Linked DNA regions of Homo sapiens: region 1 is linked to region 2. Evidence: chromatin contacts called from ENCODE Hi-C or POLR2A ChIA-PET data. All regions are on one chromosome and are shown on one strand. Each heading gives the region's core, a stretch centred on a gene start or an enhancer-like site at or near the end of the contact. The rest is flanking DNA. Distances are from core to core; before and after follow the strand shown.

What was found. A loop is a pair of places that touch in the nucleus more often than their neighbours do. ChIA-PET counts read pairs that join two places held with the same protein, here RNA polymerase II (POLR2A).
Region 1: a loop to region 2 is called in a map with no recorded cell type, with 2.8 times the contacts of the local background. The contact joins the enhancer-like site here to the promoter of RGS3 in region 2. A Hi-C loop is called at or near these places in 1 of 37 single-sample maps with no recorded cell type. POLR2A ChIA-PET finds 5 or more read pairs at or near these places in 2 of 52 experiments (HCT116 and T-cell).

The regions. Positions count from the first base shown.
Region 1 is chr9:113,804,624-113,810,039 of GRCh38, forward strand. No RefSeq gene overlaps it. Among named protein-coding and RNA genes, the nearest start is that of ZNF618, 69 kb to the right of the region's middle. Within about 2 kb of position 3,963, at least 3 of the 41 ENCODE cell types and tissues checked have a DNase peak (open chromatin) inside an H3K27ac peak, as active enhancers do.
Region 2 is chr9:113,462,313-113,468,299 of GRCh38, forward strand. It overlaps RGS3 (regulator of G protein signaling 3), which reads left to right and starts at 1,415. Exons shown (of 23, transcript NM_001394167.1): 1 at 1,415-1,569. The coding sequence starts at 1,491. RefSeq lists enhancers at 318-1,272, 1,273-2,227.

The DNA of each region.
Region 1 (5,416 bases), core at 2,713-5,212, 340 kb after region 2:
GACTTGTTCTCACACGTCCACCTGCACTTCTCTCTTAAGTGTGTACTTTCCCTTTGCAATAAAAGCTTCTTGCCTTTCGATTCATTCTGACTTATCCCTGAAATTTTTCTCGACACTAGCGGAGGCTGGGGTCTCACTGGCATTCAGGGACCCTCCTGAGCCCTCCGGAAACAAATATACTAAAACCACTGACTTATACACTTTAAAAAGGTGAATTGATGGTATGTGCATTATATCTCAATAAGGCTCTTATTTTTTATTTATTTATTTATTTTTTTGAGAAGGAGTTTTGCTCTTGTTGCCCAGGCTGGAGTGCAATGGCGCAATCTCGGCTCACTGCAACCTCCGCCTCCTGGGTTCAAGTGATTCTTCTGCCTCAGCCTCCCGAGTAGCTGGGATTACAGGCATGCGCCACCACGCCCGGTTGATTATTTTTAGTAGAAGCGGGGTTTCTCCATGTTGGTCAGGCTGGTCTCGAACTCCCAACCTCAGGTGATCTGCCTGCCTCAGCCTCCCAAAGTGCTGGGATTACAGGCGTGAGCCACTGCGCCTGGCAAGGCTCTTATTTTTTAAAGTAGTGTCAAACACCTACCACACAGAGTCATTGTGGGGCTGATGTGAATTACTTCGTCTAAAGCCCCTGGCACAGTTTGAGGCACACAGTAAGTACTGAGTAAGTCTTAGTTTTCTTTCCTTTCCAAATAAAAACTCCCTAACTCCCCTGCCTCTCCTCCACCATCACCAACCCTTTTTCAGCAATTCCACCCTGGTTTCTAAGGCAGAACTTTGAGGCATTCCATAAAGAAGGCTGTGCTGCACTTGGCTACCCACAGAGCAGCCAGGGTCATTCTTAAGATGGCTAGTCTGGTCTTCCTAATATTAATAAGATATTCATTTCCCTAAGAATGCATCAACCTCTGTAGCCATCCTGGAAACATGGGAGGGGGCTAATGCAGCTCTATTAATCCAAGCAGGCCTCACATCCACTTTGATTCAAAGGCTTCATTCTGATCAGTTTCCACAAAAGGGATGGTTTATTAGTCGGTGATGACAGGTGAAGTGAACTCAGGTACTGAGCGTTTGGCTAAGGATGACAACGAGGCTATTTTAAGTCATTGAAGTTCAAGGGTATCTGTCTCAGCGCCTTTGTTTAAATTGATTTGCAGTCCTGATCGCTTGACCTTGCTGCATAAAATAGTTTCTAAGGGGAAAAATATAAGAGCGCAATTCTAACCAAGGGAACAGATGTGTCCCAGCTTGCCCACCCTGCCTCACACCAGCCAAACCTACCCACCCCGCTGACCTTGAATGTGGGTGCGGATGGTGACATGGTCATCATGCAGCAGGAACAGGAAGGAGCAGAGAATGGCCCAGCAGAATGCTCCAGCCATCTGAGTGGGGAAGGCCCAGAAAAGGGGAGGATTGCCCAAGGTTGGGAAATGAATCAGTGACAAAATTAGGATTTTAATCCAGGTCGGTGCAACTCAGACTTCTCCTCTCAATTCCTATTTAAAAAAATGTTTAATATTTATTAAGTGCTTACCACGTTCCAGGCACTCTCTAATGCTTTATGTATATTAGCCCATTTAATTTATACAACAGCCAACAAGAAACAATTATGGATGTTTTTGTTTTACAGATGAAGAAACAGAGAATCCCCATTTTATAGGCAGCTTATTGGGGTGTCCAACCGTTTGGCTTTCCTGGGCCACACTGGAAGAAGAAGAATTGTCTTGGGCCACAGATAAAATACACTAACCCTAACGATAACTGATGAGCTGAAAAAAAAATCACAAAAATATCTCATAATGTTTTAAGAAAGTTTATGAATTTGTGTTGGGCTGCATTCAGAGCCGTCCTGGGCCATGTGCAGCCTGTGGGCCGGGGGTTGGACAAGCTTGGCTTAAGTAATTTGCCCAAGGTCACAGGGCGAGTAAGATGGCAGAGATGGAATTTGAACCCCTTGGAGTAGGACACTACAACCAGCCTCTCAGCCACCACCCATTCCATCTCTATTTGTTTATTGCTTTGTGAAAGAAAACAGGTCTAAGCAAGGGTCTTGCCAGATCTAAGCAAGACAGTTTGGCTGTCTACATGGACCAAGTTAGCCTGGTTATTGTCACATCCCCCAAGCACTTCATAATGGTCATATAATATTTACTTATTTTTTTTTAGATGGAGTTTCACTCTTTTTGCCCAGGCTGGAGCGCAGTGGCATGATCTTGGCTCACTGCAGCCTCCACCTCCTGAGTAGTTGTGATTACAGGTATGTGCCACCACACCCAGCTAATTTTGTATTTTTAGTAGAGCTGGGATTTCACCATGTTGGTCAGGCTGGTCTCGAACTCCTGACTTCAGGTGATCCGCTGGCCTCAGCCTCCCAAAGTGCTGGGATTACACGCTTGAGCCACTGCTCCTAGCCACATCATTTCTCGAAATCAGTCCTCTACCTAGGTCTTCTGGAGTGCCCGAAGCAGCACTGATTAACCAGTAAGAAACGTGCTGCACCTGACAGTATTTCTTGGCGACATCCAAACAAGCTACCCCACCCCACTTCCCTCTGACCAGTCTAAGATGTGCATCTCCAATCCACTCTTTCAGCCTTTAGCCTGCTGGAGGTAAAGCCTGTGGCTAAATCCAGCCTGCTGGGGATTGCTACTTGTAATGGGCAGAAGGAGCACTGGATTGGGAATCTGGGCATCCATGTGAAAATCCTGTGTGTCCTTGAGTGAGTGGCTTAACCTCTCTGGCCCTCAATTTTCTCATATGTAAGATGGATTTAAGAATACTTGCTTTTCTCTCACGGTTGTTCTGAGGATTAAGAGAACTTGCCTGTCATGGGTGGATTTTGAACCATGGAAAGGATCATGCATTTAGGAGATACTCCGAAAACAGAGCCCTCTTCCAAGTGACGAGGTGTAATGAGAGAGAGTGACCAGTAGGTGGCAGTGCTTCAAAGCAGCCTGTGGGATCCCAGAAGGAACTTCCTATTAACCCTTCCTCATTAGGCGGATAGAACCTTAGCCCCCAACCCCCAGCACACCCCGGTAAAGGTCATCGTGAAGCTCAGATTGCAGAAGTGCCACTTCCAAGGTTCCACGACGACACAGTGGCAGAGGCAGGATCAGACTCTGGTTGGGGTGGTCTCTGCATGTCTCCCTTCATTCAACCCCTATTTATTAGGTTCCTAGGCGGCGCAGAGACTCACGTTAGACCTTCCTGTGAAGGGGGAAGGTCTGCTCCAGCCTGGGGGGTTTACAGGCCATTGGACCTCCACACCTAGAGTCCCCCATTGCTTCCTGGCCCTCACTCACGGGGATGAGCACTCACACAAAACTCAACCAAAGCTGGACACCTGCCAGCGGGAGGTAATGGGCAGCAGATGGATTAGCGACCAGGAGATCTAGTTCTAACCCGTTTCACCTCTAGCTTGCTCTGTGACGTTGGCCAAGGCCCTCATTAGTAGGTCATGAAATCAATTTAGTGGATGTTGAATTGGGGAGAAAAGGAATTTAAAAAATACTAGCATATCTCTCTGTATCTGCCACAGTACAGGTAAACATTTTTTTTAATTCTGCTTTTATGCACACACACACACCCTGATATAAAAGGCATTTCACCTTGTGCACCACAGTCTCATAGTTCTGGGAACAACGTGTGAGAGACTCAAATTCTGCATCCTGAGATCCAACGTCTCCTCTCCCCCATCTTCACATCTACAAGCCGACCCCAAGCTGCCCAGGAATCCCTATCTGGGTATATTCCTACAGTTCGCTGCTTCAGCAGTGGGAAAGTTCTTATAAGCTGATGATGCACAAGATACCATCTTATCCTCAGTGCAGTCACGCAGGGTAGATATTCCCCCATCTACAGATGAGAAAACTGAGTCTTAGGTCCCACAGCCAGCATGTGCTAGAGGCAGGACTTGCCTCTCAGGGTCAGCCTCACCCTGGGAAGTTGCTGACTCCACTGACTCCTGCTGCCTTGAACACACAGGGCCCAGAGGCCACTTCTCCTAGGAAAAGAAACAACCGCTTACGGGTGCTTCCATTTCTCTTATTCCAAGTCACTTTTATTTTCTCTCTCTCTTTCAAGTTTGATTGAATTTACACTTAATGAATCCAACTTTATCATTTAGGGGATGTTGGAGCAATAAGACTTGGCAAGGCATGAGTGATGATGCAATAAGTTCTGCTGGGAGCCGGGAGCCATCCTGCTCCCTCCCTTGAGTGATGGCTGTGTGACTCAGGCCCTAAGAAAGCCACCACACTCCCCGAAAGGAGCAAGACTAGGTGGAGATGGGGTCATGTTACTTAGGCCAAGGACTCAGAACAGGTCTTTTAGATTAGGATGGGTGGACAGGGGTGGGAAATGGAGGGTCAGCAAGATGGGAGAAGTAGAAGCCAAGGCTGCCAGTGAGCTGCTTGCTCTATGGCCTTGGGTAAAAAGTGACTTTACCTCTCTGATCCTCAGTTCCTCCATCTGTAAAATGGGGCAATGGCCCAAAGATGTTGTTTTGTAAATTGTAGAAGGAGGCTCATGCTCTTATCAGAATTTCAAAGGTGGAAGATTGACAGCAAAATAAGCTGCCTGGAAGTCCATGTCATTTCCCTTTACTGGCTGAATGATGATAAAGGACAGTTCCTCTATCCGAGCCCCGCACACGTGTAAGGCTGGTGCAAGTGCCTCTGGGCAGGACGGAGGGTAACATCTTTGATGAGGAAATAAAATGAAAAAATAAAAATTAAAGTGAGATTTTACTTTGGTTAATAAAAACGAGGCACGCACAGAAAAGAAGTGGCTGGGTGAATGTGCCCAAAATGTTCACATTCAGGGGCAGAATTTATTTTCCTCCTGATTTTTATCTGGATTTTCTAAACTTTTTTTTTAAAAGATGAAAACACACAGATGGGTGAATGAGCTATAAATGTAGCATTTAATGATGAAGTGGATATTTATGTAACTACCCTCATTGCCGTTCCTTAGAAGCCTCTCACTTGATCTTAGCCAAAAGGCCAAGAAGCGATCCTTAGAAGCCTCTCACCGAAACCTTTTCCACTCCCTGGAAGGCAGCTTTTTCCTATCATCTCTTTTTATTTTTCATGGTTTTACTACCTAAGTAGGCATCCCTAAAGAATAGTTTGAGTTTGCCTATTTTTGAAATGTATGTAAATGAAATCGTACTGGATGTATTTTGTGGGGGTGTGTATGTATCTTTAAAGTTAACATTACGGTTTTAAAATGCATTTTTGTTGCATGTGACTATAGTTGGTGCATTTTTTTTTTTTTTTGAGATAGAGTCTTGCTCTGTTGCCCAGGCTGGAGTACATGGCATGATCTCGGCTCACTGCAACCTCCACCTTCTGGGTTCAAGTGATTCTCCTGCCTCAGCCTCCTTTAGTAGCTGGGACTACAG
Region 2 (5,987 bases), core at 165-2,664:
GTGGGGGGGTGCAGTAAAGAGCAGGGCAGGACTTCACGAAGTGCCAGGATTCAAACAATCCTACGGCATTTATGTGATTTATCACCAGTTTGCTGATTCAGGGCTCCTTCTGCAGTTTCTGCTCCTCGCTGGTGGCCACCTGACCCTGTGGCGTTTGCTCCTTCCACCTGCTGTTGGCCATGGGGCAGATGTGGAGGCCAAGGAAGAATAGGACAATGGCGTTTGGGGCAGACAGGCCTGGGTTCAAATTTCAGCTCTGCCTATTCCTAGCTCTGCAAACCTTGGGCATGTCACCTGTCTTCTCTGCCTGAGGTTCAGATTTCTTCCTGGTAAATTGGGGCTAATACTTATTAGACTTACCGTGAAGATTAACTGAGATGATGTGTGTAAATTGCCCAGCTCAGCTCAGCCTCTGGCATCTGGTACTCAACACATAACTCTTCTCTCCACTTTCTGTCTTGCATCTCCCCATCTTGTTTTTGAGTGGATCACTGAACCACAAATATCCACTTGGCGATGAAGTCTGGGGAACAGGGACAAATACCAACACTTCCCATTTTTAGATTTACACGAGACTAACAGCTTTCCTTCCCACAGTGGCAACAGAGATTTGCAGAGCAGATGTCTTGGTGTGAAACTGCTACGAGGAGGTGTCCTGTAAATGTTTGCTGACAAAGCAGCAAAGCAGGGTTTGACCTTCCAGCTCTGCCTCCCCGCACCAGGCTGGGGGATTCACCCACCCCACTCCGTTTCCTGTGCGTTCCTCTTTCTCAGAGGCTGTGGGCCTGTCCTGCTGTCCGATGGCATCAGGCTGTGGGACGGGGGGCCATCAGGTTGGTTGGAGCAAGCTGCTCCCATCCGGACCTGTGTCAGGCAGCACTTGTTCAAGAGGAGGCTCAAGAGAGTGATCCAGGATGCAGGGTTTGGGAAGAGGATGCAGCATGGTGGGGGGCGACCTGTCCAAGCGCAGAGAACACTTTTCCAAACCTCACTGCCCTGGGCCATCGGGTGCTCCTTTGCCTTTGCTTGGATCTAATGATTATAGGCCTGAGCTTCAAAGCAGGTTATAAACCCGACTAATTGCTGGTCTAGGAGAGCTGGACGAGGAGGCCAAGCCTGCCCAGAGTGGGCACCCCGGACTGGGCCTTCTCGTGGGACTGGCATTTCCAACCGGGAGCGCGGTGCTGGGGCCGGGATACCCGGGGTGGCCGCACCGTCCTGCTGGCTCCTTGGGTGGCTGCCGTCGCTGCTCAGCGCGGGTCGGCGGCGCCGCCTCCCCCACCCCGGCCCAGCTCTGCTCCGGCAGGTGGAACTCTCCCCATTCAAACCCGCGCGGGCCAATCAGGGCCGGGCGCGCCCTGGCCGTTCCAACGCTTGGGGCAGCCCTACCTCCCGCTCGCGCTCCTCCCGCCCTGGAGACTCCGGTTACTGGGGAGCAACACAGCCGCCTCGGGTTGCAGACGCTCCTGTCCGGGTCGCAGTGGGACGCCATGGAGCGCTCCCTGCACCGCGTCTCCCTCGGGAGCCGGCGTGCCCACCCGGACTTGTCCTTCTACCTCACCACCTTTGGTAAGTGCCCGCTGGGGCTGGCGGCAGGGGCTGCTTCACCCTGCTCCCAGCGCCCAGAAACGCAGCCCCTCGTGGTGACAGGGGAGGCTGGGAGCAGGTGCTCTTTCTATCTAGGGGCACCTTCTCTGGCCCCTTTCTCCTGTGACTGCCCAGGAGGGGCTCAGGGCACAGGCTCAGTCCAAGCAAGCTGCTGGACACCACCTGCTGCCCGGCCATGAGTGCCAACTGCGGTTGGTTCTGCCTCACTTGGCTGGAATAATCACGCTCTGGTTAATCTTTCAGAGACCTGGGTTGTCACCACGGAGTTTCTCATTAGCAAGCAGCTCAGGTTAAATCAAGGTCTTGTTATAGCAACTGGAGATCTCATTCACCCACTTTCCTTTGGCTCAGGGAGCGGACAGGTGCTGGGCCCTTTGGCCCTGCTGCCTTGTGGGGAGGCTGCAATTTGACTTTGTTGGGTATCTGAGCCACAGTGGAGATGGGAGAATTCTCTCCTCCAAGAAAGAACAATCCCTTAGGAGGGTCCCAGGGCTGCCTCAGGGTTTGAGGTGGAAAGAAGTGAACAGTAGGCTTCACTCCCAAGCCCCTAAGTAGCAGACTGAGTTCCCCCAAATAACAGCTGGGCGGCAGCTGCCCAAAGGTCTGGGCAAACCTGGCCTTCCTGGTAGCCATAGTAAAGGTAACAACCCTACCCTTGAGGGTAACCCTTCATTTCCTCACTGGTCCTGCAACTCTCTGTGGAGAGGGGTTATTTTTCCTCTGTGAAGACTTGAAACCAAGAGATCTTCCATGAGCCAGTGGCAGAGTTCGTAGCTGAGCTCAAGCTTTCCAGAGATGACCTGTCCAGCGCATTTTTGTTTGAACTTGCATACAATTTCCTTCTAAAGGTTGGGGCTGTTACTGAAACATTACTGGACATTGCCCAGCTTTCAAAGACAGAGTGCCCAAGGAGTTTGGTCCCTCCCTGGGGTTCCTGGCTCTTCTGTTTTCAGGCTTACTCCTGCTCAACATATTTGGTTTTCCACAACCTGCTTTTTTTCCTTAGGGGTAGAGGGAATGATGGAAGAGCAGTGGCTTGGCCTCTGAAATTGCCTGACGTCTGGCAGCAGGAATTCACTGGTCTAGTTGGTGGACGATAAAGGGCAATTAACTAGCCATCATTTGTTGAGAACTTACCATTGCCATTCCTTATGCCAAGTGTTTTACCTGCATTATCTCACTTAATGCCCCAGCGTAGGAGGCAATTCCTGCTAACCCCATTGGGATGCAGGGCTCTGTGAGACAAGGGTGGTTTCCAGGATGATCTGTATTGGCTGGGGTAGGAGTGATCAGGAAAGGGTGTCAGGGAGCTGTGAGGCCCTCTTACCTTAGCTGTGTCCTGATTAAAAAGTAAAAATATGTTTGCTTTTTTCCTCCTTATTATCATGGTTACATGTGTTTACTGCTGAAAACTTAGTGAAAAGAAGAAAGTGAAAATCACTTGTAATCTGACTTCCCAGGGAGACCACTGTTAACTTTCTGATTTATATCCTCCCAGGCTTATTTCCACACCTATTTCTGTGTGTGTGTGTGTGTGTGTGTGTGTGTGTGTGTGTGTGTGCCTGTGTGTATTTAGGGGTCAAATTTCAACACAATTGAGATCAAGTTTGTATGGACAATTTTGTAACCCATATGTTTTCCTTAGTGGCCTGATGTGAATATTTCCTTGCATTGGTCCATGTTCTTCTATTAGATTAATCTGCCTGCCAGATCTGGGAAGCTGAGGAGGGTTCAGGCCCAGCAGGGAGTGGATCTTCCTGCCCAGCCATGGCCTCAGGGCTGAGTCTGATGGGTATCAGGGAAGGCTGCTGCTTGAACAAGTGACTGTGACCTGAGTGTGCAGGAGGCAGACAGGAGCCTGGGTGGGGTGGGAAGCCACCTGCTCTTATTCGTGCAGGCTCCTCTCACATCTCTCTAAGGATGCTTATGAGAGCATTTGAGAAATTCTCTCCTGTTTCCTGCACTGGCTCTGTTTCCCTGGGTGCCATTTGTCGTGGTGCCCCTCTTTCAGGCTGCTGATTTTCTTTATCCACTGTGATCTTCACTGATCTGCTTATGAGCAAAGATTCCTATCAGTGGTTTCCAAACCCAGCCAAATATCAGAAGCATGTGGGGAGCCTGTTAAAAATACACAGATTCCTAGAATCTTCTTCTGGAGACTCTAGTTTAATAGGTCTGGGGTGGAGCCTGAGAATATGAACACTTAAGAAGCCATAGAGCGTTCAGACTGTCATCCAGGTTTGGAAGCTATGGATTCAGAGTCAGTTTTGGTAGCAATTGGGACCACTTTTACTGTGAAGGTTTTGGCTAAGTTTTTCTCAGTTCACTGGCCTTTCCTTAGCAAAGTAGGTAGCCCCTGGCCTTCTACTGTGAGCTTTGCCTTGGTAGAACCAGATGAAGATGTTGCTTAGCTGGTAGTTTCCTGAGCACAGACATGTAAAGGGAGCATAATCATCTATGGAAATATAAAGAGACAAAACTGTTTTGATGAGAATTCCCTTCGGGGAGAGTACTGCATGATATATGTATTTGTGTGTACACATGAACACAACCCCTTGTCCCCCAAAAGGAGTATGTTCAAGTGACATTAATTGAAGGACACTGCGTTCTGAGGAGGTGGCCTTACTTCAGGGGAAGGGAGTAGGCAAGCTGAGGCTAGGACCCAACTACTCTAGAGGGATTTTTTTTTCTTTATTGTGAAAAATGATGTAATTTGAAGTCATTGTAGGTATACATAATATTTTTCTCCAGGATTGTATATTTTATTTTGATTAGGATATTTGCTGATTTTTCTTGTAACAGCTTTATTGAAATATAATTCAGATATATACAATTCACTCATTTAAACCATACAATTCAATGGTTTTTAGTATATTCACAGAGATGTGTAACTATTATCACAATTTCAGAACATTTTCATTCCCTCAAAAAGAGACATTATGCTCTTTAGCTTGTACCGTCCTCCCTTGTCCCGAGCCCAAAGCAATTGCTAATCTATTCTCTCCCTCTGTAGATTTGCCTGTTCTGGACATTTCATATAAATGGAATCGTATTTTTTTTTTTATGACTGACTTCTTTCACTTAGCATAATGTTTTCAAGTTTAATCCATGTTGTAGCAGATATCATACTCCATTCATTTTTATGGCTGAGTAGTATTCATTGTATGGCTATACCACATTTTAAAAATTTATTCATCTGGTGATGAATATTTTGGCTGTTTCTCCCTTTTGACTATTATGAATAATACTGCCATGAACATTTGTGAACAAGTTTTTGTGTGGACAAATGTTTTCATTTCTCTTCATATACACACAGTATATACCTAGGAGTAGATTTGCTGAGTCCTATGGTAACTCTGTGTTTAACTATTTAGGGAACTACCAAACTCTTTTCCAAAGTAGGTGTATCATTTTATGTTCCCATCAGCTGTGTATATGGGTTTTGGTTTTTCCACATTCCTTACCAACACTTGTTATTATCTGACTTTTTAATTCTAGCTATCCTAGTGGGTGTGAATTGATATTCACTATAGTTTCGATTTGCATTTTCCTGATGACCCGTGATGTTGAACATTTTTTCATGTGCTCATTATTTATATATCTTCTTTGGAGAAGAATGTATTCAGATCTTTTGTTCATTTTAAAATTGGGCTTTTTGTCTTGTTATTATTGAGTTGTAAGATTTCTTTATATATTCTAGATGCAAGCTCCTTAACCGATATATGATTTGCAAATATTTTCTCTCTATCTGTGGGTTTTTTTCACTTTCTTGATAGTGTTCATTGAATCCCAAACTTTTTTTGGGGATGGGGTCTTGTTTTGTTGCCCAGGCTGGAGTTCAGTGGCATGATCATGGCTCCTCTTTGACCATGCAGCCTCAACCTCCTGTGCTTAAGCGATCCTCCCACTTCAGCCTCCTGAGTAGCTGGTACTACAGATGTGCACCACCATGCCTGGCTAATTTTTCTTATGTAAAAAAAACTTTTTGTAGAGATGAGGTTTCCCTATGTTGCCCAAGCTAGTCTTGAACTCAGGGACTCAAGCGATCTCCTGCCTTGGCCTCCCAAAGTGCTGGGATTATAGGCATGAACCACTGTGTCCAGCCAGAACCCCAAACATTTTTAATTTTGATGAAGTTCAATTTACTTTATCTTTTGTTACTTGTACTTTGTGTTATATCTCAGAATTCACTGCCAAATCTAAGGTTCTGTCAGTTACCAAGAGATTTACCTGTATGTTTTCTTCTAAGAGTTTTATAGTTTTGGCTCTTATATTTAGGTCTTTGATCCACTTTGAGTTAATTTTTGTGTATGGTATGAGGTAAGAGTTCAACTTCATTGTTTTTTGTGGCTATCCAGTTGTCCCAGTACCATTTGTTG